Regions from separate parts of the Homo sapiens genome. Here region 1 is linked to region 2. A link is a loop called in an ENCODE intact Hi-C map of the cell type or tissue named here. Cell type or tissue: PC-3. All regions are shown on one strand. Each heading gives the region's core, and the rest is flanking DNA. Links, peaks and the distances in the headings are about the cores only.

Region 1 (15,570 bases), core at 3,234-11,233, 94 kb after region 2:
GTCATGCGACAATTTTTTCCTAAGTACGTTAAAAAAAAAGTAGAGAGATCAATAAGGGAACAACTGGCTTTTCTAAAGAGTTCTGGAGTTACTACTCTAAAATCATATTATATCTACCAAATTATTTCATAATTATTTTCCTTAAAATCTGGGTGTAGGAAGAAGCAAAGAGATGATTATGTGAACAATGTGGGAGCAAAGTTTGTGAATGAAGTGACAGAAAAGTTGACAATGTACAATGCTGAAAGCAGCAGGAGCAGCTGCTTCAGGCAGTGACAGCATTATGCAGCCAGGGCTGCATAATTTTACAGGGAAATGGAATCCGCAGCTAGAATTCCTGCCCCTTGAATGTAGTTCAAGGCAGGATTCCCTAGGCCTACACCATGAAGGCATCCCAAGTATTAAAACAAAAATTGTCCAAGATAGAGAGGTGATTAAACACATGTATGTTTTGGTTATAATTACAAAGAGACAGGGATTTACACTGAAAATATAGAGGGACAGCTGACAAAAATTGAAACTGGGATTAGCAAATGGAGCAATGATTGACTTCACAAAGTTCACATGAAGCGAGTGTATACACACCTATATATGAGATAGATGTGAGGTCTGCATGCATTGAAATTCCACAGCTCGAACAGCTGCATTTCTCCTCCAGGAAAGCTTAATTTCTCTACTTTCTTTTATGAGAAATTCTTTTTCTGGCTCTTCATTTTACCTGTCCATCTCTGACTTCCTGGAAGAGATGCTGTATTCCCCCATGCCATGGATGGATAATTCAATATTGATATTATTTTTCAATGGGAATGGTCTTTTTCTTTCATTTAGTGAGTCAGTAGCTGGTCAGTAAAGCTCTCTGGATTTGTTTCTGTAGTATTATAAGGTCTGTGTTTGGCAAATTATTCTCAATGCCATTACATAAATGCAGGATTATAAGCAAAATTTCCTAAGTAGTTTTAAAATTTAATCAGGAAAAACTCTTTAAAAGAGTAGGAAATGTTCCACCTTTATTAAAAATTGTTTTCTCATTTTAAAAATAATTCAAGCATATATAAAAAGAAAAAAGATAAAGCTTTTTGCTTGTTTTTATAACTTTTTAGTTTTACAAGTAGATAATATCTAATATAAGGAAAATGACAAAATATTATTACTTTAGAAGAAACTATTCAATTTGGGTTTGATTCAGAGTTCTTTGATCTTTTAGACTTAATATGTAGGGTTTTGAAAAAAAGTCTCATCTTAAAAAATTAAATAAAAATGTTGTATAATGCTCAAAATTAATTATATGCTGCAACAATAAACTATCTTACGTGTAGAAATTGAAAAGAATGTTAGCATATAGTTTTAGATACTTACATAGAATTTTCTCATAGTTATCTAATCTACTTTTTATAAAGTGCAAACAGTATCATTAATCTGATAACCTGAAATAGCGCTACAATATTTATAACATTAAGGTGGGTCTTATTCAGTGATTATGAACATTAAAAATAAGGCATATTTACCTCAGACATATCACCCAACATAACATAACTTTGAGACAAAAAGAATTAAATTACGGTACATTTGGATGCATGTGCCTGTCAGATCAAAGGTTTTAACTAACCTTAGGACACAAAGAATTAAATTATGATAGTATTTGGATGAACAAGTCTGTCAAAATCAAAGCTTTTAGCTAAATCATAAAACTCCTTTCCACTTAAGATATAATGATAGGATTGCTAAAATATTAAAAAATATCTTACTTCATATGCTAATGTGATTGGCATTAAAGGACATAGATAACATACTAATATTTTGTCTTTCATATACAGAAGAATCCAATAATAATTTTTTATTAATCTGCCAACTTGATTTACTCTAGGTTAAATTATATAACCTGACATATCAAAATTTAATGAAAAAAATCAAGCCAGATATAATGAAATAGAGTTGGTGTTAACTGAATTGAAACATACCTGTCCCAGCTCTGCCACCAACTTGTGTGATATTAGTGATGACAATTAACCTCTCTGAGCTTCACTTCCTTCATCCATAAATACATTATCCTGTTATATTCAGGTTAATCTTTTGTGATAGTATATACAATATTATATAATTGCCTCATGAAAATGCAGAGTGAAGGACTTCTCTGTAATCTGAATAAGGAGGACATTATTCCAAAGCATAGAAGACTCCAAACCTAAAAGACCAATGAACTTCTTGCTGATGCCTGGAATTTTCTAGAAGGTTCACAAACGTTTTGTTACAAAGTAATAGGAAAAATATTGCACACACTTAAGTCTACTGATAACTTCATTTACCCCAAGATGCTAATAACCAGATCAAATTTTTCAGGAGAGGTTTTGGGAGAAGCATCCACTATTAGTTTAGTGGGAGTTGACGGTTGTTTTCTGCCTCCCATGACCCTCTCTAAGAGAATCCCACCAAATGCATGCACACACACACACATGCATGAGATTAGAGTCCCATGAATCTTTCTTTAATAGAATGTATGGCCAGTTTAATTTCTTATTCCTTAAAATACTGATTTGATTTCTCTCTTCCCCAATACACTGGAAGTTTCATAAAGACAGGGACTATACATAATTTATACTGCATTAAATCTCTGAATATGGTGCAGCACATATCTGGTACATAGTGGGTTCTCTTTAAATGTTGTTTAAATGAAAAAGCAAAAGAGAGAAAGAATGACCTTTTGGAACATCTAAGCGTCTTGAAGGAAGGACATCGCCAAGTGGGAAGAAAAGATGTTGAAAATAATGGCTGGGGTTCTAAAAGACAAATTACACCTGCTTGCTATTTTTACCAAAATCTGGCTCCAAATATTTAACATCATTTGCCATAGCATTTTTAGTTTTTAAATTATTTTTCCCCTGCTGGAAGATACATTCCATGAAGAGAGGATCTTTTTTTGGTTTGGTTTTGTATTCTAACTGAATATAGAATGGCAGTGCCTGGCACATAGCAGACACCCAAAAAATGTATGTTGAATGAATAGAGGAATGAATGACTCTGGTTTCGTTTTTCCAATAAGTCACTAACTATAGAGCAATTTAACATTTTCAGTGTTAAGGGAAAAACACTGGCAAATAATATGAACTTTTTCATTGCTGTCATTCTTCCAAGGTCCAGGCAACAGAAATGTTCTTGATTCTGCTAAAAACATTTCAGGAATTAATTAATTACATGATAATTATAATTTGCAGCCTTTAAAATTCTTTCAGAGGATTTTTAAATACCTTGAGATTAATAAAATTTAAAACAAGTTTTTCTTCCCCTAAGGAATCTTTAATTTTCAAATACACATACATTTTTTTCTGGAAATACAATCCACATGTTTCGTATTCTCTTATAACATATATTTTTCTGGAAATACAACCCACATATTTTTGGTTCTCCTTTACTTTCAGTATTCCATCACAATATTGGCTAGACTGATGTGATAATTAAGAGCCTGCTTTAGGACAAATATGTGCTTCCCCTGAACAGCCAATAGGTAAGTTTTCATGATAATTAACAGCCTGCTTTAGGACAAATATGTCCTTCCCCTGAACAGTCAATAAGTAAGTTTTCTAAAAAAAGCAATACAAGGAATATCTAGCTGATTTCAGATTGGCTCAAAATCCTAGTTCTAATGACTTTTAACAATTCAAAATGGGGGAAAAAGCATATGCTCTTTAATGGATATTCACTGGAGATTATTAAACTTAACAAATTAAAGAAGAGAAGATACACTTTAAGCAATAATATGAGGTAATTTAGTAATTGTCTAATAAATTGAATCTGTATAGCACCAAAAGTAAATGGAGAGGGGGAAAGAGAGAAAGATTTATCAGAGAGAGTACAGGGATATGAGGAAAAGTAGAAGGGCTTTCCTCCTTGCATAATTTTGGCTCTGCTAGGAAACCAATGCTGTAACAATTTATTTCATTTTCTAGGACAGTTATAAGATGAAATTGTGTTAGCCAGAACATTTCTCATCATATGCCTGACCATGTGTAATAGAAATGGACAGGATCAAATGGTTGGACCATTCTGATTTACATGGGACTGTCTACATAACTTCATAAGCAAGGGTGATTGCAGTAACAGAGCTGCCTTGCTGAATCTTTACAAATCAGAAATACAGGGAACATATCCTAGTCCATCTCAAGAGAAAAGACTAAAGCTACATGCTTTTGCATTAGAAGTTTTTTCCAGATGCAGAATTACGTTTCTTGCTTCTTTTCTTTGTTAGAATTACAAAAGTGAAAAAGTGACAAATTCCTTGATACTGGTTCAGATGTCAGTAATTAGATAGCACAGATTAAAGGTTTATATTTGAAATGTTTAATCCTTTTGTATCACAGGTAATATTCCACTAAAAGGACCTCCTGCTGATTGTCTGTCAATGAATCCTCACTCTTGACAATTTCGGTTTGAACTTTGTATTTAGAAAAAGACATGAAGGAAAGTTAAATCTTTGAGCCACAATCCAATTTGTAAACATTTGTCTGGAGATACGGGCATACTGTTACGGATTCTTAAGAAACTTACTTTAAACTTCTGCTCTTTAAAATGTCAAATAGAACAGAGAAGAAAACACCAACAAAAAGCATGTATAACATATTCAGGGCATGGAAAAACCCCACAGGAAAACATGATGGTCTTCAGTAATTTAGCTCTCACATCCCCCTATGTAGCTTTTTCAAGTTGGCCATTGGAAACACATTGGAATTAGTGAGTCACTCTGAGCTCATACTTCTATGATCAGTAAAACTGGTTCTCATTACCAGCATCAACCAGAACGTTAGAGAAAAACACGGTTTAAAGCCCCAAAGGCCAAAGATGGGATTATCCAGCAAAGCCTGAAATAATCTATTCTTGTCAATAAAGTAAAAGAAATGGATTTTTTTTTTTTTAGGAACACTCTATTCTAAAAGCAGTGGGAACCCTCCAGTGATAATAGTGTAGGGTTTATAAATCCCTGCATTCACAATGACTTAACAATGAGACAGATATATCTAAACAACAAGATAAATAAACGGTGGACTTTTAAATTTTTCTTATAGGCTTGGCAAAGGTTTATTGCTTTCTTGGTTTTTACTAGGCAGAGGCTTGTTGCTGTGCTTTTCCAATTTTGTTGTTCTTCCACTAGCTGGGCTAGTGGCTATGGAAGAAATACAATTTAATAAAAAAAAGTTTCCTGAAATGTTTGCAAAATGGAAATGAAACAGCTTTTCATGGATACACAGGACAATTTCTGAAACCTTTACATCAACTGCTAGACTTCATTGGGGGCTCCTAAGATTTCTTCTAATTTGAAGTATCTCTATTTTCCTAACTTATCACTGTGGTCAGTTCCCTAAGAGGAAACATCAAGTGCATATACATTTGATTAATTCAAAAAGACATATGTAATACAATACATAATTAGCCATAACAGTATAGGTATAAGAAAAAGCATAATTGGGTTGCTAAACAATCTTGCTTGTAAGGGGCATATGCAAGCATTTAATTTAGTACATATAAGACTAGTAAATTTAAGGTAACCTCAGCGTATGCACAACACTAGCTATTGCATAGATCAAGCATGGTAATTACTATGAAAAGTGAGCGAATTGCTAGAAATCTCATCTATTCTCTCCAGCAGGAATAAATGACTCATAAGTTTATTACTACCCTTCTTGGGTGGCAAACCTGTATTTGGAGGTACATATTGAAAATCTTTATCTGGCCTTGAAAAGTCAACATGCCCAAAAGGAACTATATATCCCTGATCCTCAACTTATGCCTTCTCTTACACATCCTAATTCAGTTTAAGGACCCCACTTTCTACCTAGCCACCTAGGCTGAAATTTCCTGAGTCAGTTTTGACCCATGCATCCACCATATTCTCTTCCTTACTAATTAATACCACAAATCTCAACAGTGTTCAGTCTTTAAATGTAACTCTGAATAACCTCATATAAACACACATTTGTATTATATGTATATGTCAGTCTTTTGGTTAAATAATATCTATAATGGAGGTCAGCTTTCAGCATATATGGACAGTAATGTGTATGTAGTATCCATCAATCATTCATCAGTTCATGCCATGTATAATATAAACACTTCCTTGAAATAAATTTCATATATGCATCTCAGAAAGTTAGATTATTTTGGAGTGTGATATCAGAATCTGAGTATTTAGACATGTATCATGTAACACAAACTTGGAAGCATAATGATTTTTTCAGTATTGATTGAAAATACTTAGAGATACAAGACAAGATAAAAGCCTTTATCGGAAAGTAAGAATTGATTTTTAATATACAACATTGTTATGCAGAAATGGTTCTAATGTGTATTGATTAAGAACCGTTTAAGAATAACTCTTTGATAAAAGGTTTCTCTTCTCAATAGAAGTTTTAAGGTTATTATTCAGAACCCAAGTTGATAATTAGCTTGATTTTCTCTATGCTAAATAAGAAAATAAAGCCAAGAGCACAATGTTCTTTTTAACATAGATGAGGACTAATCCTCTTTCTTGGAATTTGCTTTCAGTTTTCTCAGCTTGTTTCTACTATTTCTCCTCAGTTATGTGCAATGAAATTATACTTATGTTAAGTGATATAAAAGGGAACAAGTACCACCCTAATTTGTAAAATATTATGCATAAACAGTGTGACGCCAACTGAACTATTTGTATGCCTTCCTAGGTCAGCAAGAAGATGTTTTCTCTGCTGATGATATAGTTTTTCTGTCATTTCTCAAGTGCAGATTTCAGAGTCTGCTGAACATATTGAGTAATTATTGTAAGATAGAATGGTTTGATATCAGCTTTATCTGATGCCAAATCATCAATTTATGCAGATACTTTTAAATTCTCATGGTCCACATCAAATAGTTCTATTCTATCAGTTCCGTTTGCTGCCACGGAGTACATTTTACACCTGATTCATCTTGGCAAGTGCATCAGAGTCTAGTACTGTTAAAATCATGAGTACTTTATGAGCCACCTAGTGATGATAGCCAAGAGGTCTTATGCCTGCCCTCAATATTTTAGATGAAATTTGCCTCTCAAGCACTCAACAGCACAGAACTACTAGATCCCAACTGTGTACATGCTTGGGCTCCTGTGAGAGCTTTGAAGACATTTATTAAGGAAAATTCTGGCACAAACTGAACAATCTTGCCATCTTTTCCATGAGAGGTAAAATAGCCTGTACCTAGGTGAAACTATAAATCAGATGGTATAAATTTAATAACATCCTGGCTCAGACTAAATAAACACCAAATAAGCCACATGTCAGCCAATTGGATTTACTGAGTCATTCTTATATCAAGATAGGTTATAAGAAACTTACATACCTGAAGAATATTAATGTAGTTGCCCTATACATTTCTTCAGAAAATTGAAAGTTAACATGTGCTTGGCTTTTATTGAGAGTTAATAAAAGAAATGTCCACAAGAAAATGTTTCTCTCTACAGATGTAACTGCCAATTAAGACACTACGCTGAATAACACAGTTGTTTCAGCTGATATAAACAAATCTGCAACTGAAAAGGAATTAGAATACTACATTATGAACATAAGAGAAATTTTCCTAAATTGTTTTTAACACACCTCCTTACTGACAATGACAATATTTAATGATCAAACTTACAAAGACAAATTTAATATTAGCATCATTTTCCCTAATAAGTTGGGTTTGATTTCAGAGAAGATGCACGTCTTTAATTTTCTCAGAAACCTTTGTCAGTATCCTTGTCTAACGGCACCTGGAAGCTTGTGTCTTAATATTTGCCAATGCAGAAATAGTCTATAAAGTGTAACTTATTATCAAATATTTATTTAGAACAAAATAGAACGGGAGAAATATTGCGAACTATATGGAATAAACTCTCAAATAATAAAATTATACTGTAGTTGGGAAAGAAGAACTAGTGTCATGTCCCAGGATATCTATTACCTATATTCTGTCTGTCTGACCACCCATCCATCCATTCATCCATCCGCATCCCTGCATCCATCCTTCCCTCCATCCATTCATTCATCATCTATCCACCCATTCTATCATCTATTTATCTATCTATCTATCTATCTAGCTATTATGTATGTGTTTCTCCATTTTTCTATCATGTGAATATAACCTGATGAACTTGTTTTACTTGTATGATTAATAAATTATCTCTGAAAATTATTCCCAAAGAATAAATTTTTAAAATGTCCTAGTCTAAGATGGCATCAATGGAAAAGGCCTCCCAAAGTAATTTCATCACATAGAAAAAAGAAACTCATGTAGACATATAAGTTCTGGTATTTTTTCTTAGAATCTCTATCATCTTACTTTATTGTTTGAATAACTTAGCAACGAAGCATTTGTTGACAGTCAAATGATGAGACACTACGCATTCTTGGGGTTCTGAGGGGAGTAGAAATCTCACTTTCACCTGGGGTATTCAGATAATTAGGACTAATTAGCCTTGTGCAGAGGCTATAATGATTACTTTATGATACCCAAGTAATATCAATAACATTCTCTGCATATTACACTCAACTCTGAGTGGAGAACTTGTGAAAGGGCACATCGGATATTGGTGAGGAGGCTTTGCCTAGAAATGCAAACGGAACTCTAGGAGAAGATGCCATGTTTAATGGAATATAGGACAACAGCCCTAATCATGATTAAGTGATACCTTCTGTGGCAGAACTGTTGAAGGGCACACAAATGTCATGCATATGCCCCAGTGTTAGAGGCACCTGGTAGCCTGTAAAAATACCTTGCTTTCTCTTAGATGTTCACCAGCTGCAGCACATGGTGAATAGGACCAAAACCCTGCCTACAATCTACTGATCACTTTGCTCAGAGCACCCTTCCTGCCTGACACCCAACACTTGTTGGTCTAAAAAACTCCTTTTAGTTTTCAAAACCAAGTTCAGGAGTTACCTCCTCTGTGAAGCCTTGTTCTTATTCCTCTACTCCCTCCACAGTGAGTAACTTCCTCCTCTTTACTGCTTATAGACTTTGCACATACCTTAACTGTTAACCATAGATGAACATATTAGAATTATTTGTTTTCTGACAGAGTCTTATTGGGAGGGAAACCAATTGTTCTAAAACAGGGAGAAAAATGTACGTTTAATTCCTATCTTTGGTAAGCTTCTTCTTAGGCAGTAGAAAAGTTTAAAGGCATTTTACTTGTATTTGTGTTATCATTTTGAAAAATCTAACTCTAAACTCCATAATTCTTTAAGCAAACCTGATTAATCCGTACACGCCATACACAAACACACACATGAAAATTATATACATATACGTATACATATATATGTATATGTATAGTTTTTCCCTTTCTCTCCATTAACCACTTCCCTCCCTCCTACACCCTAATTGGTTGACCTATAAAACTCAAGCCTCATGCTAATCAACACCATTAACCATGATCCTAAATTGCAGACATAGCACCTAGGTAGAAATAACTAGGTTCTCTAGAACTAATCTAGCAAAGTCAAAATTCAGAGTAAAATAAAGTATCCCAATGACATACTGAGCAGTAAGAAATCAAAAATAATATCTTTTGATTTACATTTGAGATGTACTCTTCACATTTGAGAATACTCTCAATATGTGAACCCGTTTCTGATCATCTATTTAATGAATACCCAAATACTTCACATAAGTGTTAAAAGTTTTAAATATGTTTGGACATTTTGTTCCAATGTGCTATGAAAGAACAAATAGTTCCATGGTCTATCTGTACTCTCATCCTAAATCCTTCAGTGATTTCCACGAGTAGTTTCTGTTACCCTGGTAACATTTATAAAGTAAATGATCTACCCTACCTCTATATGATTGTCGCCCTGGTAACTTGCTGTTTTCTAGAAAGTCTGACAAGGACTTTATTTTAGCTGCATATTTTCTTTCTTTAGGAAATAAGAATTTAATAGATTGGATATTTAACATTATTTCTATTTGAATTATATTTAATATGTTAAATAGCTATTAAGGAAGTAACATCATCTACATCTTTATGAAGGAACTGGCAAAGCTGTGATACTCTGCTTTACTAATGATGAAGTAATGAAGAAATTCTAAATACTATCCAAGGACACACTGGAGATCATGTATGATTGAAATTTTTCTTCTTAGCAGCTGTCAATTGTGTCATGTCCAGAATGCTGTGCCTGCTGTTCTAAAAAGTGATACATTATGTCTTGAGCTAGTCTTTCATTTTAAAGGTTGTTAGTAAAATAACAGAAAACCACATGCAGAAAGGTAGGCCACATGCACACATACCACACACATGCCCCGCATACTCCCACAGTAACAGAGCTAGAATACTTCAGTTGGGACAATTTTTACGTTACTGGGTATAGAAACAGTGGCCATCTATTAATAGATGCATCCCTATGTACTCTGGAGATGTGTTGGTGCCTAGCACTTGGCAGCTTCCAACCACCATTATCTGAGAATTTAAAAAATGTATTAAAGCATATTTTTTGTATTTCAAAAGATTCTAGACTCACCACTGCCCCTAGACACTCCTGTGCTTAGGAGGCAGGGATCTCAGACAGCAGGAAGCCTTCAGGAACTCTACTTGGAAGATAAACATTACCTCCAAAATTATTTAGGAATATAAAATGACTTTATATACAAAGACTTTGCACAATGGCATTTCATAATGTAGCAGAATTTATTTTTTTCTATTTATAATTGATTCATACATTACTCCACTGCATATTATTACTTTTACGCACACATCAGTGACATAACTTACTCTTTCTGTTTTACATTTTTCAAAGTAAACTTAAATTCTGAACAATAGTACTGGGATTGTCAAGCTAATAAAAAATGTGTAGGAAAGTCTGCCAGATTTGACTGCGTGAAAGTTGTACTTCAATACGTAGCAATTTAACTTTCCAACCAAATATTTCCCTCGTTCTCTAATATAAACATTTCACTTAAGGCAGGCTATTTGCTCCCCCCGTAGTCCCCTTTGAAATAACTTGAGACTCTCCTCCCATACTTTTTGTGTATTATTTTCACTTAAAATGTTCTCTTTTTTCATTTTAGCCCCACAAACATCACCCATCCTTTAAGGTCATCTTTATGTCATTGTTCTTCTCTGTCCTTAACTGTTCACAGAGGCTTCTTTATTTTTTAGGTTATATAATTACTAAAATTTTGACAAATTTTCAACTGTACCTTTTCAATTAAATTATCCTGAGCATATAATGTTTTTCTACAATTATATTTCAAGTCTTGAGGACAAATTATTTCTTATTTTCTCTCCTCCATTTCCAATAATATCTAGAAAAATATCATGCACATATTTGATGCTCAAGAATATTTGTTTTTATTATTTGTTGATTTTTTTCATTGAACCCAAGTTTCTCAATGTTATAAGACGAGGAGTCAATGATTGGTATAGCTAAGGGCTAAGGGAAAGAAAGACTGAATCAAGCGAGCATGTGAGGAAAATATTCCTCAAGTTTTATGACAATCAAGGGCATTAAAAACTCTATACATTCTTAAAAATTACAAATTATTGATTTACAACTTGCTCATACCTAAAAATTCCTTATTAGGCAGTTGGCAACTGATTATTTTTACTTTGTACTACATTTAACTTAAGAACTATATGGCCTATGATCTAATTATCAACAACTAGTCATGGAGCAAAAGATAATGCTAATTTTGTTAAGACCGTGGCATTTCACAATCCAATTGATTTGATCATTCAGCAACATGACTATCAACTATGCAACAGTCAGAGTTCTTCATGATCATGATCATACATGGTATTAACAAATTCTGTTTGTTTGTTTTTTTTTTTGAGACAAGGTCTTGTTTTGTTGCTCAGGCTGGAGTACAGTGGTGTGATCTTGGCTTACTGTAGCCTTGAGCTTCTATCCTCAAACAATCCTCCCACCTCAGCTTCCCAAGTAGCTGGGACTATAGGCATGCACCACCATGCCTGGCTAATTTTTTTGTATTTTTTGTAGGGACAAGGTTTTGCCATGTTGCCCCAGGCTGGTCTCAAACTCCCGAGTTCAAGCAATCTGCCTGCCTTGGCCTCTCCAAGTGCTGGGGTTACAGGCTTGAGTCACCACACCGGGCCAACCTTAACAAATTCTTAAATAGATTATAAAGTTTTAGCCTCCTGAGAACATGTCTGACTGGAGTAATAGATTATTTTTTAAACTGGATTTGGTAAAATAAATGCATCTCTTCCCCAAAACTAAGATAGTCTTGGGTATGAAGATTTTATAATCTCCAAAAAGAGATTTTTTTAATGCTATTTAAAATTGTTTCTGCAATTAGAGAAAAAGGAATTATTCCAAATTAACTTTATAAAGCCTTTGTTAATTGAATATTCAAACCTGACAAAAATAGCTTACTAATTTTATTAATAAAAACTGATGCCAAGATAATAAACTATTCACAAGTATAATCCGGAAGTATATTTTTAACAGGGATATATCATAACCAAATGGAGTTGATGGCAGAATGATTCTACCTTAGGAAAATATTAAAAATTATGATACAATTAATTACAAATATATTAATACAATAAAATTGGCAAAAGGAAAATAATATCAATAGTTTCAAAAAAACTTTGATTAAGTTCAACATCTACACCTAAATTAAAAAATAATTCATAGTGGCATATCCATTATGATAAGAAATAAGTCAAAGGATACATTCCAAAGCCATTTGGCCAGAAAATGAATTATGAAATATAAAGATTTAAAATCAGGTGGAAAATTATATTATTTTTGATGACCTGGAAAAGCTGAGAATGAATTAAATATTCGATTGAAAACAATGAGGGAATTCAGAAAGATAGCTGGTTACAAAAATTGTTTCATATATGAGATAGAAGAAAAGGCTAAACAGCATCATGAAGAATCAACCAAACATTTTGCAAGAGTGGGATACATGGCAGGACAGCTAACCATGAACAGGAAGGGAAAAAAGACTGCCAGATTAAAAGAGCCTTAAATGACCCAATAACCAAATATAATATGTGGTCACTGATTGCTTCCTGGATTGGGTAAACCAGTGTAAATAACATTTTTGCTCAATTGGGAAAATTTGATGAGAGATGATAAAAAATTTCTCAACTGGGAAAAATGGAAAATATTCACTGAAAATAGCACATATTGTGTGATGTCATTTGACTGATATCATTTTGGTAAATGGTATATACACATACATATGATATATATAATGGGTATATTGTATGCATGCATGTTTGTAGATGTAGATAAGTTGGTAGATATTGATATAAATACAGAAAAACATCTGGAAACATGTAACATTAGATATTAACTGTACTAATCTTTGGGTAAGAGGAAATGGGTATTTTATATGCATATTTTAACTTATGTATATATTCTAAATTTCAGCAATACTTTTGAACAATTAATAGATTTTTAAAATTAAATGAATAAAATTAGTATATACATTTTTATACACCAAAGTGATCAATGAGAAAATATAATAAAATTTTTATAATTGCAATGCCGAAGAATATTTATTTCATGTGTTACAAAACTTACACATTAGAAATAAGTGTTGTGTCCTCATGAATGGATTAATGTCAGCTGTGTCCTCATGAATGGATTAATGTTGCCATGGAATTAGATTTGTGGGAATAGCTTTGTTAGAAAAGGAAGCTCTCTCTGGCTCTCTTGTTTTTGCCTTCTTGCCAGGTGATGTCTTCTGCCATGTTATGACATAACAAGATGGCCCTCACCAGCTGCCTGTATCAAGCTCTTGGACTTTCCATCCTCCAGAATTGTGAGCTATATAGACTTATTTTCTTTATAAATTACACAGTCTGTGCTACTTTGTTATAGCCACAGCAAAAAACTAAAACATATAATAACAAAAATACTAAGATGCCAGGAAAACATTAAGCAATGTATAGAATACATATGGCGGAAACCTGATACTCTATTAAGTGATCCAAAATACATAAAAGAATTCTTGGGTAGACGAAAAGTTCTTTTTCTTGTATAGAAAAATTCAATGTTGTAAATATGTCATATTCTTAAATTTCCCATAAGTCAATATATAATTTGAAATTTTAGTACATTTTTAACTTCATAAAATGCATTAAAGTTCATCTGAAAATGTAAAATAGCTAGAAAAATTTTTGAGAAACAATGAAAAAAATATTGTGGACATTTCCTATCAGTTTATAAGGCAAGTTTCCCCAACATGTGGCCCACTGGCTGCATGCAGCCCACAACGGCTTTGAATGTGACCCCACACAAATTCACGATCTTTCTTAAAATATTATAAGACTTATTTATTTATTTTAGCTCATCAGCTATCATTAGTTTTAGTGTATGTTATGTGTGGCCTAAGACAATTTTTCTTCCAATGTGGCCCAGGGAAGCCAAAATATTGGACACCTCTGATTAAGGTATTGTCAGTTATAGTAGTCAAAATAGAGCAATGCTCAAAGGAAATAGAGAAGCAGGACAGAAGAGCATTTGGAAAACAGATACAAAGATAAAAAGATTTTATTATGTGATAAATATTGGCATAAAATTTATGCCAGAGGACGAAATATAGAGGGTTTCTTTGGTAAAATTTGTTATGGCAATTGGTTCCATGTTTGGGGGAAAAAAAATCAAAAAAATGAAATTTTGAATCTTAATCTCATCTCATGCTATAAAATAAACTTCAAAGGTAACAACATTTTTAAACAAAATTTACTATAAGCATAGTAAGAAAACATATGGCATTTTAAATCTATAGTGATTAAGGTATTTTGCATGGAATACAGATGCTCTAAAGCTGGGGTTGTCAAAATATAGGCTGTGAGTCAAATGTGGCCATACCTATTTCTGTAAATATAGTTTTATTGGAACTCAAGGCACACCCATTCATTATGTATTGTCTATGGATGCTTTCACAATAAACCATAGAATTGAGTAGGTGTGACACAGACCATATAGCTCACAAAACAGAAAATATTTACTGTTTGGCTTTTTACGGAAAAAGTTTGCTGACCCTTGTTCTAAAAGAAAGACTGATACATTTGAATACATAAATACCAAAAATCTGCATGACAAATATACAATTAAAATTTAAAGTCAACTGAGATAATATTTAAATTATCTATGACACTATAAACTTACTAACTGTAATAAGATCTTTTATAAATAAGAAAAGATCAGTACCTCAAAAGAAAACTAAGCAAAGCAAACCAACTTGAAGTTCAGAGATAAAGAAAACAAAATTAGTCAATAAACACGTGAAAATCAACTCAACTCATAGGATTCAGAAATGAAAATAAAATATGAGTGAGACATTTACCACATTAACAAAATATTTAAAACTTGAGATTACCTGCTTTTAATTGAGGTTATGGAGAAAGAAAAACTGCTATCTAAAAGGCAATTTGAAAATAATGTATATCAAATTTTAAAATGTAAATATCTTTTGTGTCAGCAACTTATCTGACAGACGTTTTCTCACTAGGGTGTAATATTACTGTCTTGAGTTTTCAAGAAAGTACACCTTTTGGTGCATTTATACAGTAGTGACAATGGAGCTGTTAGCAAAATTGATATAGAT
Region 2 (15,570 bases), core at 2,587-10,586:
TGCCCAACTCTCCAAGCCCCATCTGGGAAATGGGGACAATTTTCCAATCCCTGTCTCAGAGCACTCTTGTGAAAGTTGTATGAACTCAAGTATGTGAGGGCACTTGGTGCAGCTCTTGGCACAGAGTGAGTGCCCAGTTAATAGTGATTCTTTCTCTTAACAGCCTTATCTCACATTACTGGTTTTGTGTAGGAATAGAGAACCTGGGATTTGGGTTTGGAATCCACTAGAGACTAATACAGCAGCGCCACCTGGTGACCATTTTACCACAATAGTAACCTAACAACGTCCTAAAGATCATGGGTGAGAAAGCTATCTCCCTTTGTTTCTAAAGATTTAAATAAAAATACAGTCTCTTGATATATTAGAGAGACTTTTATCATTATTGAAAGTGTCACTCCTTAAAAAAATCCAGAAATAATCAAATTCTCAGAGATTAAGTTTGAGCTATATTTTCATTGTACTGCCTTTGGAAAGCAGCAGTTAAATGTTATCTTCATCAGCATCAATTAAAAAAGGCATAATGGAACATAAACCTTGTTAGAACTATTGAGAATTGACAATTCACTCTGTTCTTCTTGGAGAAAATAAATTATTAGACAGTAAAAAAATGCATAGATATGAGATCAGAAAATCATGATTATTTTATGTACGAGGGTCACATAATAAATGTAGTTTGTTTCTTCATTTCCTAGTCTTCATTCTGCTGTGTTCATACCTTGTAACCTAGGGTTCTTCACCAGAAACCTCTAGGTACATTTTAGGAAATGCCAAAATGTCTTGCAATTTGAAGCAAAATTTTTGTGCATATTGGGTGGTGGTGCAGTACTATTATTTTTTAATCCTAAACAAATAAACAAAAAAGAATTTCTATCAAAAGAAAGCTTTGATAGAACATGGGTGTGGTGTTCTGAATGTTTATGTCTCCCAAAAATTCATATGTTGAAATACCCCTAAGGTGATGGTATTAAAAAGTGGGGGCTTTTTGACATGATTAGCTCATGAGGACTCTGCCCTCATAAAAGGAATTAGTGCCCTTATGGAAAAGGCCTGTGAGAACTTGTTTGCCCCTTCAGCCTTGTAAAGACACATAGAAAGCACAATCTATGAGGAACAGGCCCTCACCAGACCCCAAAACTGGTGCCTTGATCTTGGACTTTCCAGCTTCCAAAACTGTGAGCAATGAATTTCCGTTGTTTATAAATTACCCAATCCAAGACATTTTGTTACAACAGCCCAAACAGAACAAAGGCAGTGGGTAAAACTAAGTTCAAGATCTTTGTTCCAGGCCGGACACAGTGGCTCACGCCTGTAATCCCAGCACTTTGGGAGGCCGAGGCGGGTGAATCACAAGGTCAGGAGATCGAGACCATCCTAACACGGTGAAACCCCGTCTTTACTAAAAAATACAAAAAATTAGCCGGGCGTGGTGGCAGGCGCCTGTAGGAGAATGGCGTGATCCCGGGAGGCGGAGCTCGCAGTGAGCCAAGATCGCGCCACTGCACTCCAGCCTGGGCGACAGAGCGAGACTCCGTCTCAAAAAAAAAAATCTTTGTTCCACACTTACTTTCTTAAACTATCCAATAAATCCATTCTTCCAGTTTTCTCGTCTAGTTTTCTCTTCTGCCAGTACAATGTGAACTGATGTTCAGAAAGGGAAATGGTATATACACAACATATTCTTAGAGCCTGGGCACCGGTTGGAGAGCTTTCTCCACAGCCTCCCCTGGGTGCATGTATTCTAAAGCAAGAAGATGCCATGTGGGAAATCACCTTGATGTAGTGGTAGCTTCCAACTACACTGTTATGCAGATTATACTAGAAGTCATAGAACAGAAAGACTCACAGACCAATAAAGATGCTAGAAGCACGGGGCTTATTAAATCAATTTTAAATACACAGAAAAGAAACAAGGTGAAAGTCATGGGGTAGGTTGACTCATTGAGGTTAAAGTGCGAGAGGGGTGGAAGCACACTAGCTGAATGTTCTGCAATGTTGGTATATATACTCCTTTTCCCTCTGCCACATCATCCTTCTCCAGTGATGGTGTGTTATACCAGAGTTGGGTTTTGAGCAATGAAAGAGGGAGCCAGTGGAGCATTCTTACTCCCTCCAAGACAATCAGGGGCAAACCACTGAAATTCACCAATTAGGTTGATGAGCTGCTGTGGGTACCAGAATGGAAGGCAACAAAGAGTGAGCAAATTAAGACCTAATGAATAGTGAATGCTTAATTTTCTCATATATATATATATATCTAGTGTATCACATATAGTGTTTTCTTGGTCTTTCTTTCCCTTTCTATTTTTGTTCACACTCACATGCTGTACTTAGCTTTTCTGTCTTAAGGGTCGCTTTGTTGTTTAACACATCATAGGAATTTCATGTATCCCTTTGTTTTCCTGTCTTCTACAGTAGAATGGAATATTTTTGAACAACACAGCAAATGACTATTACAGAACAGGATATTACTGGCTCTTAAATATGAGCTCCAAGCTAGCTTGGATTACTCTGGTCTGGAAAAATAGGTTTTCTTTTTATTTGCTTAGCACAGTCTTCTGTAACTTGAGGAATGGACACTTCTGATTTTGGTTGACCTGGATTTAATCCTTGCAGGGATACAAACCATAGGTGTCAAATATAACTGGCCTTCATCCAAGATTCATCAAGTAGTTGGTAGCTGTTAGGCATGTTTGGAGACAGGAGTTCTGTGGTCTCTAAATCCCTAAACTTGAGAATGAGGAAGATTGTGGGAGTCCCTGGGAAGACCTAAATGGTCCTCTCTTTCTAAATTCCCACAAACAGTGGCTTTCTCAGGTCCCCTTGGCATGTATTGAATATTCTCTCCTCTGTCATTTTTTGTTAGCTGAGATGATTATTTAAAAAATTCCAGCACTGTTCCAGATTAAAGGTGGGCACCACTCCTTCCTATCAGCCCTCCTCCCACAACCAGTCTCTGGATGAGTGCAGAAAAACACAACAGCCCTATTCAATTGATTTTATTTTCATTTTTTATTGAAAGCTTCATCAAAGAAAACAGAAGTTTAAACCTAACATCCACTGATCTACAGAAAGCCCAAGGGATGGGGGAGATGGTTGCTAATTTGACTGTGGTACAGATGAAGAAATTAAAAATAAAACCAGAAACACCTTAGAATTACAGAACTTTCCATGACAGTCAGAGACAGCAGTACAAAAATGCTCTTAAATAAAGTTCAAAATTGAATGATGTTTCAGAAGTTCCATGAAGTTGAATATGGACTGAAACAAGGGTTTTAAAAGAAGCTGTGTCCCTTTTTTTTTTTATAGAGACTGAATATCTCATAGCAGATACTACTACATATATTTTTTTAAATTAAGATTCCATTTTTCTTCTTCTTCTTTTGAAATAAATGGAAGCATTTGTGTCCAGAATAGAGAAAACTTTTTCAAATATCTTTTTGAAATAATTTTTACAGTTCCTGAAAAGCATGGAATAACTTATTTTTTTATATATGAAGAGATAACATATTTGAGGGAGGAGGAAAAAACATCTTTCTCAATAATCTTAGACCAGAGGGTTTGAAACAAAATATAACATTAAAGTTACACTTTGGACATTGTTTAAATTTGATGTGATCATAAAAATAATCCACGGGGGTGTCAAAGTCATTCGGCCTTAATAAGTAACGCAGTCAAAATGTAATGAAAACAATGCAATAGTTTTGGTCAAAGAAAGATTTAAAAATATGAATATGACTGTACCAAGAGCTACCGTTATACTCTCATTGCAGAAGTCGTGTTGATCCGTGCTACTGGTTCAAATTTAGTGGAGTGAAGGAAACAAAAATAGCTTTCTTTTGAGGGAAGCTGAATTCTTTGCTATGATTTTTTTCCCATATATTCTGCAAGAATTTAGCCAACTCTCAATTATTTGTGGTAGATAAGAAAAGACATTATAGATAATCAAAATTTATGACATATAATGTACTGATATTAATTTTACCAATGATTTCAAACCCCCTTAAGAAATTAATACTTTATAAGAAATAAAATAATCAAATTTTATTTCCAATTGTTTGTTCCACCCTCAGGTGACATGCTAATAAAAGGAAACAGAGCCCAAGCCCTACACGCTGAAAAGAAAAAACAAAACACACCCACAAAGTAGATAATTAGCCCTTCAAAAATTGAGAGTGATTGTATTTATGCACAATTTAGAAATTGGGGCAGTAGTAAGAAAAGCTCAAGTATGACTCAGTGGCCTAGTGGTTCTTCCTGCAGATCCAAGCTTGACTGCACCTCTACTTCAGCTTTAAAGCTTTCTAAGTGGAAGAAAATTTTCTTGATATATTATTTTCCCTCACAAAAATAAACAGAAATGAATATTGAAAGCCATTCATCCCTTTTTTGCTATAGAGAGTATCTATATGTTAGAGTATAAAGCCAATGATAAAAGAAATTAATCTGGGGTGAACTCTTGTCTCTCACATCATAAAAGGTCTTTGGGGCCAGTTGGGGATTTAGTGTTTAGTTTTTGTACTTTCCTGAATGCTATGTAATCCGCAAAGGACAGCCATGACCAAGAGCATTTGGATTAAAGGACCAATTTCATACTTAAGAATGTTTGGTAAGAAATGTTAAACTTGAGTCAGACCCAACTGTCTTCCAATGCCACAGTGGATGTCATTTGTAAAACAAATTGATTCATTAATGAAATCCCATTATCACTTGCCACAGGAAGGGTAGAGTGTACAGAATCAATGAGCCTGTTTAAATTCTGTCAATCCCTCAGATTGAAGTGAGAGGCTGTCAGTCCCAGTAAGCTCAAAATTTTGAAGCATGCCAGCTACAATAACATGAAAGACAAAATCTCATCCTTCACTTTTTACTGAAGACAAAGTAATATAGATCAAGGTTCTATGACAGGTTTAAGCTTTATTATAGTGTGTGATTCCTCAAATGTGCTGAATGTTGTTATACACGTACATAAACATTGTCCCTTTACTTGATTTCAAATCATATAAAAAAACATTTATTAGTGAAACCCACTTGAGAATTTCTGCTTATCAGCTCATCTGCAGTGGTTCATGCACTCAAATTAAGAATGAAAATGAATTGCCAAATGTATTTTAATCTCCTATTAACATCATAATGTCTAGACAGCCTATTGAAACTTCTCCTCAGTCGTGAAGATGACTGCAAGAGTCCTAATTAAATCAAATTTCACTTTTCATTAATAGGGGTTTTAGGCCACTGTAAAAAAAAATAGGTATTTAGCAAATATCCCAATTATTTAAATAAAGAGGTTTTTTTGGGAAAAAAAAATTACTTTTTTGGAGTCATGCATAAATTGAAAGTACTTTTAAAGCACTTTGCAAGGGGTCCAAAGATGTATTTTTAGGCATAGTAAAATAAAGTGAAATTCCTGCTTTAAACAGCCTTCTTCAGTTCTCAGCCTTATATTTCTAATGAGAGTGCTTTTAACACCATGCAGTTTTTCATTAGAAGGGGGTGGAAGTGAGTCATATGCTTTCAAATGTGACAGATCTGCTAAGGTCACAGGAGGAAGTAATTCAAGTGAAATTTGGAGGTAACATTCTGAAATGTTGAAATCTACCAAGGAAACAAACTAATCCTCGCAAAACTAGAGTCAGGTAGAGGACTGTTTTAAAAGAGTATTATGACATTTGCAATATTCAAGACATGTCAGCATTCAAGGACAAACTGTCATCAGCACCTGCCAGTATGACCTTCAGTTCACTTGGGCTCATTACGTTGTCTTTAGAAGACATGGCCATGTATTGGGGAGCTCCAAGTTACCATGAACACTTTGCCTCCCTTGACAATACCATACCATTATTAAAAGAAAACTCACTGTTGCACTGACCATGAAACTAGAGTTTAGACGAGACAGTGTTTCTCTCATTTGGATTGTGGCTTTAGTTTGTTTCCTGATGTTTAAGCTAAGTCTTGGCTATTAAAGTCAAAAGGAAAAATGGAAACATCCAAATAAATGCTTGAAAATCTGGTGGACCAGAATGCACAGAAAATTAACTTCAACTTAAAGAAAAAAAAAAAGATTATAGTCCTAGTTAGGATGGGCGACAGAGCGAGACTCCGTCTCAAACAAACAAACAAACAAATCACTACAATATATTTTGTTGATTAAATTTGAATTCTGTTGTCTGTATATATTGAAAACTTATTTTGGTTTATTACCACACAATGTAATGCTGCTTACCTGTTGATGCTTTTTTTTCTCTCCCAGACTTGGCTCTTCAAAACAAGTCTTAGGTAAGACAACAGACAAAGCAGGGCAAATTTGAGTATGTGCCGTTGTTTTCCTTCTATTTTTTTTCTTTTTGGTTTGAAAACATACATTTTATAGAATGGCATGATATAAACTATCCAAACACAAAACACACATGAACACATCAAATGACAGGTCATTTCCTTTTGCAGAAACTGGCTTAAAAAATTGATATTGAAATTTCATAGTTGAAAAAAATATTTCTGAATGTACAAATAAAGCAGCAGTTTTGAATAGAAACAGGAAGTTACCTAGGCACATTCATTAGCCACATGGTAGCTACCTCTTAGCCTCATTGTTGATTGTGTGAATGAGACTTTCTTTGTATCACATTAATACATGTTTTTGGTTATTTTTTCACAAAAATGAAAGAAAGTATGTTGGTTTCATATTCAAATGAATTATGCCCAGGATAATCCTTATTTATACAAAAAGAGTTTAGAGAGTGAAAAAGAGAAACAGAAAATATGGTTCTCATACATGTCTTTTTGTACCCCAAAAAACTTTGGGGCCCACTTTTCAAAGATAAAAACTTAAGTGCCACCTTTATAATGCATGGGAAGCTGAAGGATGGAACAAAAGACAGTATAAATCTAGCATTTTCTCTAAAGCATGAAAAACCATAATGGTGAGTGTGACCAGTTGGAATTTCTCTATAACGCACACTACATTTTCTTGGATACACTTTTGTCTCCAATGTGACCATAAATATATGGAGTCATTCTCTGATTTGGGCTTCCAGTGCATGGGGTTGCAAATAAGAGAACCAGAGTTTACAGAAATAGTAGAATATTGACAATTTCACATGAGTCAACCTTATTACTCATGTTGACCTAATGGGAATATGATTTACCTTTAAAACTTTTTAGTTTTTAAAAAGCCTACCCTGTTTTATAGTACACTTAAATACATTTCCCTGCTTCTTTTGGACTAAGACAGGCTCCTGTGACTGACTTAGTTTTTGAAAAGAGTTTCACCTATTTGATTCAAAGGATTCATTCAGAAAGCAATCTAGTGAATGGTTCACTTAACAAATTCTATTCCATTGTCCTTAATTTCAGGTAAAACTGTAAAGGTTGAACACATATCATCTCATGAATTAAAAATGTAGATATATTTTACAGGTGGGTCAATTTAATTCATTTTAGACAAAGTTTTGCATTGTTCTAAATGCAAGTATTCCTCCTTGGCTTAAATGATTGATCAAACCTAATTCTTTTGGTTCTTATTGATATAAATCATACTGTTCCTTGATTGTCAACTAGCATTTTAAGGACTTCCCTAAATTCCACCAATAGAATTCTCAATCTTATTGGTCCTACATGCCTCAAAGAATTAAACTGAAAGAAAAAGTTCTTTCGGCAACACCAATATACAAAAATACAGTGAAAACAGGCAAAAAGATGATACCCCCTCCCCATTTGCAAAACCAAGGTGACTATTCATGGTAGGTGATGACAAAGACAGAGGTGTAAAGACAAAACCCAGAGGTGTTGTAATTTAGAGGGAAGACTATTGTTCAAATACAATGAGACCTTTCCAGGAGACCACTCACCATTTCACAGAATATCCCTAAGCTTTTTTGACAAATGACCTTTCAGACCAGGTCCAGAAAGTGTCTTTAGCTGAAATTTCATATAAAGAATATTCCACCTGTTAAATAAGCATCTTGGTTTACTAGTGGCCATCAATACAGGTTTCACTATTCAAGACAGCTAGTGAGAAACCAGAAAAGCTCACAGAATTTAAAGCCACTTGGCTCTATGAATCAGTTCATATCCAGAACTCTTCATGCTGAAACTGCTAAACACAGCAGGTACAAGCTTCTGCTATCAATGAATACACATTTAAAGAAAAGAGAGACAACTCCCCCCACCCTCTTTTTTTTTTTGCACTATGTAAAACACCAGTGGAAGGTAGTTTAAACAAACAACAAAGAAAGAACTGGTCCGGCCATGTCGGTCAAATAAATTTTTTTTTTTTTAAAAAGAAAAGAAACGAAAACAACCTCTATCTTCTGGACTGTAATAGGGTGTCACTTCATCTTTGGTATAAAATAGGCCATCCATAGGCTGAATTTGATCACAACTAGGAAAGACTACAGAAATTGTCAACAATTTCTCTATCTATTGCTTTTTTTTTGTTTTTTTTTTTGCACTTTTTGACCATAAGCTCCTATCTACTTAAGTTTTTTTTTTTAATGCTCTTAAGCTAGGTTTTGCAATGTGACAAGCAAAGCTGACTAAAAACTTTGTAAAGCTCATAAAAAAGACTGCAGATAAAAAGCACTAATGCTTTTGCTAGCGATCACGCTTTGTAAATTAAAAAAATCTGCATTCTGCCCCCCAAACACGCATTATTTCTAATGCAGTTGTTTTTAAACCAACCTTAATAACTTTACTGTAAAATGTTTTAGCCTTTTAGAATGATTCATGTCAACACTTAAGACAAAGTTCATGAAAAGTCCCAGCATTTTTCCAATTCTTGCAGTTGCCATGGTTTATCAACAAATTTTCTTCAAATGAAGAAAAACATTTTCATTTAAACTGTACAGTTTTTTCTTCACCCTAAAAACTCATAGTCTTAAACTTCTGTGCCAGTGAAAGCCGGCACAGTATTTCAATTCTTTCTTGATTTTTGTTTTCAACAAGACGTTGACAGCTTGCCTCGAGAGCCTTTGACGTCCTTAAAATTAAGGCAATTAAGATTCAAGATAAACCTTACCTACATATTTCTAAGAAAAAATAAAATAAAAAACCCACTAGATTAAAACAAGAAGGGAAAAAGAGAAAGTAGCTTAATTATTGAGGAAGACAATTTGTTTCCATTTCTATTGCCCACCTCTTGACATCAGGTTTTCTGTTAAAAAAAAAAAAAAAGTATCTACACCTTCAGAAAAATTCTGAATTCAATTCAAATGTTCTTCCACATAAAATATCAACCTTCAATGTTTTGTTTTTTGTAGTTTTTTTTTCCTCTTCTGGAAATTTTTTCTTTAATTAAAAAAATGATGGCAAAAATAAATTGTCAGACCACATGAAGACCATTTGCACAGCACATAAAAACTTTGCTTTCATTGGGTAAGGTATAACACTAAAAAAAAAACAACAACAACAACAAAAAAATGCATTCCATTGACGTCTGTGCAAACTGGAAGCCAACTTCTTGTTCAATGAAGTTTCTTCATTCAAGGCAAAGATTCAGACAGACATTCTTCAGTCCTGTTTATGGTCTGTGAAAACAATTGAATAAGAGTGGTCATTAAATTAAAGTAACTTTGAAATCACCTTCTGTGCCCTTTTCCAATGAGGCAGCTTTAAAAGATACCAAGCTTTCAATGTAACATAGTCACAAAAGCATCATAAAATCATACTGAGTCTATGAGATTGTCAAATTCTGCCACTTTCATTTAAATACAGATTTGGGCCAGAGAGTTTGTTTACATTAAAAATCAAGGGTAATAGCTTATGTTATAGCTCCTTACAGATCCTTTGAGTAATTCTGTTCCTTCAAAACTACTATAGGAATCATCACTAATTCCAGCAACAAATATGAGATTCTTTACTATGCACCCAAAATAACTGGGTTGTATGTTATCTCATGGTATTCATCACGTACATTTACATAAGGCTTATTGCCTGAGGAAATAAGTGAGACAGTTAAGAGGCCAATGCAGTTTTATTCTCTTTTCCTCTTCCCCTTCTCTACTTTCTTGTTCATTCCCCCTGTCAAGATTATAAATTTGTGAGAGCAGGAACTATATTTTACTTCTACCCTTTACCCTTTAGGCAGAGTGGTATATACACAATAGGTGTTTAACTAGAAAAATATCATTTTACTATATGCCACTTTGCTTAGCTCATGTCAAATAAAGACTTCTGCTACTGCCCCTTCTATGTTGCAAGGTTAACCTTCCAGCAGGATGACTTTACTCTTAGCTTTTTTGCCCACAGATTAGAAGTTTGTAAAATAACTTCAGAGTGGTGCTATAGAAAGAAGGACCTCTATATTATCTCTGTAAGTTACATTTAGCTGAAGGCCTCTTTGCTCAGGGTATTGGATGCCAGCAAAAAGTTATGCAAGTTCTTCTGATGCACAGTTGCTTAATTTAGTAAATTTGACTCAGTGTTACTATGTATAGTTTTACAGATTGTTTACTATATAAGATGTATGATTGAGGGAGTGGGGGCTAAATTTCAGCCCATCGTCTGCTCCCCAAGGTATGTACCCTGCAGGAAAGCTGTAACCCCAATTCACAGTGTTTTAAACTGTGTATTGTTTAGCTTGAGATGGCCTGGAAAGGACATAGTTTCCTGATTTGCAAAAAGCCATCATGTGAGCCAGCTACGGCAATTAGGAACCTGATTAATTTCTTCCTAAAATCATGTGAGGAAAGCAACTAGTTGAGAGATCGAATATTCAATTTTTATCAATAGGTTAAGTCCCTAAAAATATATTACTGTGTTATATGAGAAAGTGAGATATCTTCTAAGAAGTAAAGCAATTACAATTTTCATACAGTAGCAACAATAAGAAAAAATTTTATTAGTGGTAGTCATGGGAACCATGGTTTATATTTTAACTGTCTCTAGCTTTGCAAACTATAGACTTACTCCATTTATGTCTAAAAATCTATATTACTAAGGGAACAATTTTTTTTCTTGGTTATATAGTTGTGTGTGTATGTGTGTGTGTGTTGGGGGAGAGTCTGTTCTTTGTTCTCACTCCCATCTTCTACTCTGGTATTATTGTGTACTGAACCAAAAATGCCTAAAACACCATGAATCTCTTTAGCAGCTGCTCAGTGAATGATGTCTTATTCAGTGGACTACAGTGCATAGAATACCTGACCCATCAAGCTCAAGTACTTGATATTCACTGGTCTCAAAAGCATTGATATATTTATGAGCTAGGCTGGAACTACTTTAGGTTTTATAACTGTACACAAATGTTTCCAATAGCCCTCTCCCATAATTTGCTTGGTCTTTAAAATGGTCCCATTGCCACATGAAAACAAATGATGGCAAATAGATGGTAGTACTTTACAACTTCATATTTGCTGGCTGAAGTTTGAAGTAAAAAGGATCTTGCCATTTCAAAGAACTGAATTCACTCCTGCCGATCTCCTCTGTCCTAGAATAAATGTGAATGTGCACATTTACATAATACTTATGGATTGCACTGAAATTCCTAAAAACAGAAGGGTTTTAATTTTTTTTAGGCTGGGATCTTTGGCAACAAGAACATTTTAAGTTGGACATTTTAGAAATAAAATAAATAAATAAAATAAATAATAAAATAAGAAATAAAATAAAAAGAAATAACTTGAAAACAGGAATTCATGTGAAGAAATAATGAGTATGGAAATCAATTGCAAACGGTAAAACAGTGCACATACAATGTATTATTACAATATATTATAATACATAGAATGTTGTATTACTCACAAATGTGAAGGACATAATTTGCTCATCATTGATATACTGACAATGTATAGAAATTTGGTATTCATGGCAGTTCAGTTAGCCAGAGAAGATTTGAAGTATAAAAAGAACTTGCAATACCAGGGTTGAGATGAGGGCCTTCTAAAGTCAGAGTAAATATGGTAGAGTAGGAATTTCACTGAATTTAAGAATACAGAGTCATTTTGAATCCTCTCCTCACTCCTCCACCCTCAAAAAAAAGGCACAGTGAATATATTGGAACGTAACAAACGATAATCTTAGAAATCTATTTTAGAGGAGGAGGAAGTCTCAGAGATAGCCAAATGAAGCAATATTTTCCAGAATAATTCCTGACAGACTAGCTTCATGTAATGCTATGTAAAAAGTGGGATTCTGTGATCCAGAGTGTGGAAAAATGTCACAGTATATTCCCTCTACTGGATTACTCACAGGTAAACTTAAAGAAGTGGTTAGGGAACCCATAAAGAAAGCCATGAATATTTAAAAAAATTGTCCTTGAAAGAATTACATAGGTATCTAAATTACAAATTGTAGATGAAACTGTTAGACTTCTTTAATAATTTAATTTTTCTTTTCTTTTTTTTATTATACTTTAAGTTCTGGGATACATATGCAGAACGTGCAGGTTTGTTACATAGGTATACACACATGCCATGGTGATTTGCTGTACCCATCAACCCATCAACTACATTAGGTATTTATCCTAATATTATCCCTTCCTTAGTCCCCCACTCCCTGACAGGCCCCAGTATGTGATGCGCCCACCCCCGATGTCCATGTTCTCACTGTTCAACTCCCACTTATGAGTGAGAATATGCAGTGTTTGGTTTTCTGTTCTTGTGTTAGTTTGCTGAGAATGATGGTTTCCAGTTTCATCCATGTCCCTACAAAGGACATGAACTCATCCTTTTTATGACTGCATGGTATTCCATGGTGTATATATGCCACATTTTCTTTATCAAGTCTATCATTAATGGGCATTTGGGTTGGTTCCAACTCTTTGCTATTGTGAACAGTGCCACAGTAAACATTCGTGGGCATGTGTCTTTATAGTAGAATGATTTATAATCCTTTGGGTATATACCCAGTAATGGGATTGCTGGGTCAAATGGTATTTCTGGTTCTAGATCCTTGAGGAATCACCACACTGTCTTCCACAATGGTTGAACTAATTTACACTCCCACCAACAGTGTAAAAGTATTCCTATTTCTCCATATCCTCTCCAGCATCTGTTGTTTCCTGACTTTTTAATGATTGCCATTCTAACTGGCATGAAATGGTATCTCATTGTGGTTTTGATTTGCATTTCTCTGATAATCAGTGGTGATGAGCTTTTTTTCATGTTTGTTGGCTGCATAAATGTCTTCTTTTGAGAAGTGTCTGTTCATATCCTTTGTTTACTTTTTGATGGGGTTGTTTTTTTCTTGTAAATTTGTTCAAGTTCTTTGTAGATTCTGGATATTAGACCTTTGTCAGATGGGTAGATTGCAAACATTTTCTCCCATTCTGTACGTTGCCTGTTCACCCTGATGATAGTTTCTTTTGCTGTGCAGAAGTTCTTTAGTTTAATTAGATCCCATTTGTCTAGTTTGGCTTCTTTTTGCTGTTGCTTTTGGTGTTTTAGGCATGAAGTCTTTGCCCATGCCTATGTCCTGATTTTCTTCTAGGGTTTTTATGGTTTTAGGTCTTTTTTTAAATTATTATTTTATTATTATTATACTTTAAGTTTTAGGGTACAGGTGCACAATGTGCAGGTTTGTTACATATGTACACATGTGCCATGTTGGTGTGCTGCACCCATTAACTCATCATTTAGCATTAGGTATATCTCCTAATGTTATCCCTCCCCACTCCCCCCACCCCACAACAGTCCCCGGTGTGTGATGTTCCCCTTCCTGTGTCCATGTGTTCTCATTGTTCAATTCCCACCTATGAGTGAGAACATGCAGTATTTGGTTTTTTGTCCTTGTGATAGTTTGCTGGGAATGATGGTTTCCAGTTTCATCCATGTCCCTACAAAGGACATGAACTCATCATTTTTTGTGGCTGCATAGTATTCCATGGTGTATATGTGCCACATTTTCTTAATCCAGACTATTTGGACATTTAGGTTGGTTCCAAGTCTTTGCTATTGTGAATAGTGCCGCTATAAACATACATGTGCATGTGCCTTTATAGCAGCATGATTTATAATCCTTTGGGTATATACCCAGTAATGGGATGGCTGGGTCAAATGGTATTTCTAGTTCTAGATCCCTGAGGAATCACCACACTGACTTCTACAATGTTTGAACTAGTTTACAGTCCCACCAACAGTGTCAAAGTGTTCCTATTTCTCCACATCCTCTCCAGCACCTGTTGTTTCCTGACTTTTTAATGATTGCCATTCTAACTGGTGTAACATGATATCTCATTGTGGTTTTGATTTGCATTTCTCTGATGGCCAGTGATGATGAGCATTTTTTCATGTGTCTTGTGGCTGCATAAATGTCTTCTTTTGAGAAGTGTCTGATCATATTCTTTGCCCACTTTTTGATGGGGTTTTTTGTTTTTTTCTAGTTTGAGTTCATTGTAGATTCTGGATATTAGCCCTTTGTCAGATGAGTAGGTTGCGAAAATTTTCTCCCATTCTGTAGGTTGCCTGTTCACTCTGATGGTAGTTTCTTTTGCTGTGCAGAAGCTCTTTAGTTTAATTAGATCCCATTTGTCAATTTTGGCTTTTGTTGCCATTGCTTTTGGTGTTTTAGACATGAAGTCCTTGCCCATGCCTATGTCCTGAATGGTATTGCCCAGGTTTTCTTCTAGAGTTTTTATGGTTTTAGGTCTAACATTTAAGTCTTTAATCCATCCATCTTGAATTAATTTTTGTATAAGGTGTAAGGAAGGGATCCAGTTTCAGCTTTCTACATATGGCTAGCCAGTTTTCCCAGCACCATTTATTCAATAGGGAATCCTTTCCCCATTGCTTGTTTTTGTCAGGTTTGTCAAAGATTAGATAGTTGTAGATATGCGGCATTATTTCTGAGGGCTCTGTTCTGTTCCATTGGTCTGTATCTCTGTTTTGGTACCAGTACCATGCTGCTTTGGTTACTGTAACCTTGTAGTATAGTTTGAAGTCAGGTAGCGTGATGCCTCCAGCTTTGTTCTTTTGGCTTAGGATTGACTTGGCGATGTGGGCTCTTTTTTGGTTCCATATGAACTTTAAAGTAGTTTTTTCCAATTCTGTGAAGAAAGTCATTGGTAGCTTGATGGGGATGGCATTGAATCTATCAATTACCTTGGGCAGTATGGCCAATTTCACGATATTGATTCTTCCTACCCATGAGCATGGAATGTTCTTCCATTTGTTTGTATCCTCTTTTATTTCATTGAGCAGTGGTTTGTAGTTCTCCTTGAAGAGGTCCTTCACATCTCTTGTAAGTTGGATTCCTAGGTATTTTATTCTCTTTGAAGCAATTGTGAATGGGAGTTCACTCATGATTTGGCTGTTTGTCTGTTATTGGTGTATAAGAGTTCTTGTGATTTTTGTACATTGATTTTGTATCCTGAGACTTTGCTGAAGTTGCTTATCAGCTTAAGGAGATTTGGGGCTGAGATGATGGGGTTTTCTAGATATACAATCATGTCATCTGCAAACAGGGACAATTTGACTTCCTCTTTTCCTAATTGAATACCCTTTATTTCTTTCTCCTGGCTGATTGCCCTGGCCAGAACTTCCAACACAATGTTGAATAGGAGTGGTGAGAGAGGGCATCCCTGTCTTGTGCCAGTTTTCAAAGGGAATGCTTCCAGTTTTTGCCCATTCAGTATGA

What was found. A loop is a pair of places that touch in the nucleus more often than their neighbours do. Peaks named below come from ENCODE experiments on the same cell type or tissue, not always from the same donor. Only the 100,000 strongest peaks of a DNase experiment are listed, where the experiment ranks them.
Region 1: a loop joins it to region 2, with 4 times the contacts of the local background. A loop is called at or near these places in 1 of 110 quality-filtered maps.

The regions. Positions count from the first base shown.
Region 1 is chr3:29,904,490-29,920,059 of GRCh38, reverse strand. All of the region lies in intron 10 of RBMS3 (RNA binding motif single stranded interacting protein 3), which reads right to left. Among named protein-coding and RNA genes, the nearest start is that of RBMS3-AS1, 22 kb to the left of the region's middle. In PC-3, for the core only: a CTCF peak has its summit at 7,007; DNase peaks (open chromatin) are centred at 4,719 and 7,079; H3K4me3 peaks cover 1,376 bases; H3K27ac peaks cover 4,122 bases.
Region 2 is chr3:29,997,810-30,013,379 of GRCh38, reverse strand. It overlaps RBMS3 (RNA binding motif single stranded interacting protein 3), which reads right to left. Exons shown (of 15, transcript NM_001003793.3): 15 at 2,994-9,524. The coding sequence ends at 9,518. Among named protein-coding and RNA genes, the nearest start is that of RBMS3-AS1, 71 kb to the right of the region's middle. In PC-3, for the core only: no CTCF peak of the experiment used is centred there; a DNase peak (open chromatin) is centred at 7,029; H3K27ac peaks cover 1,107 bases.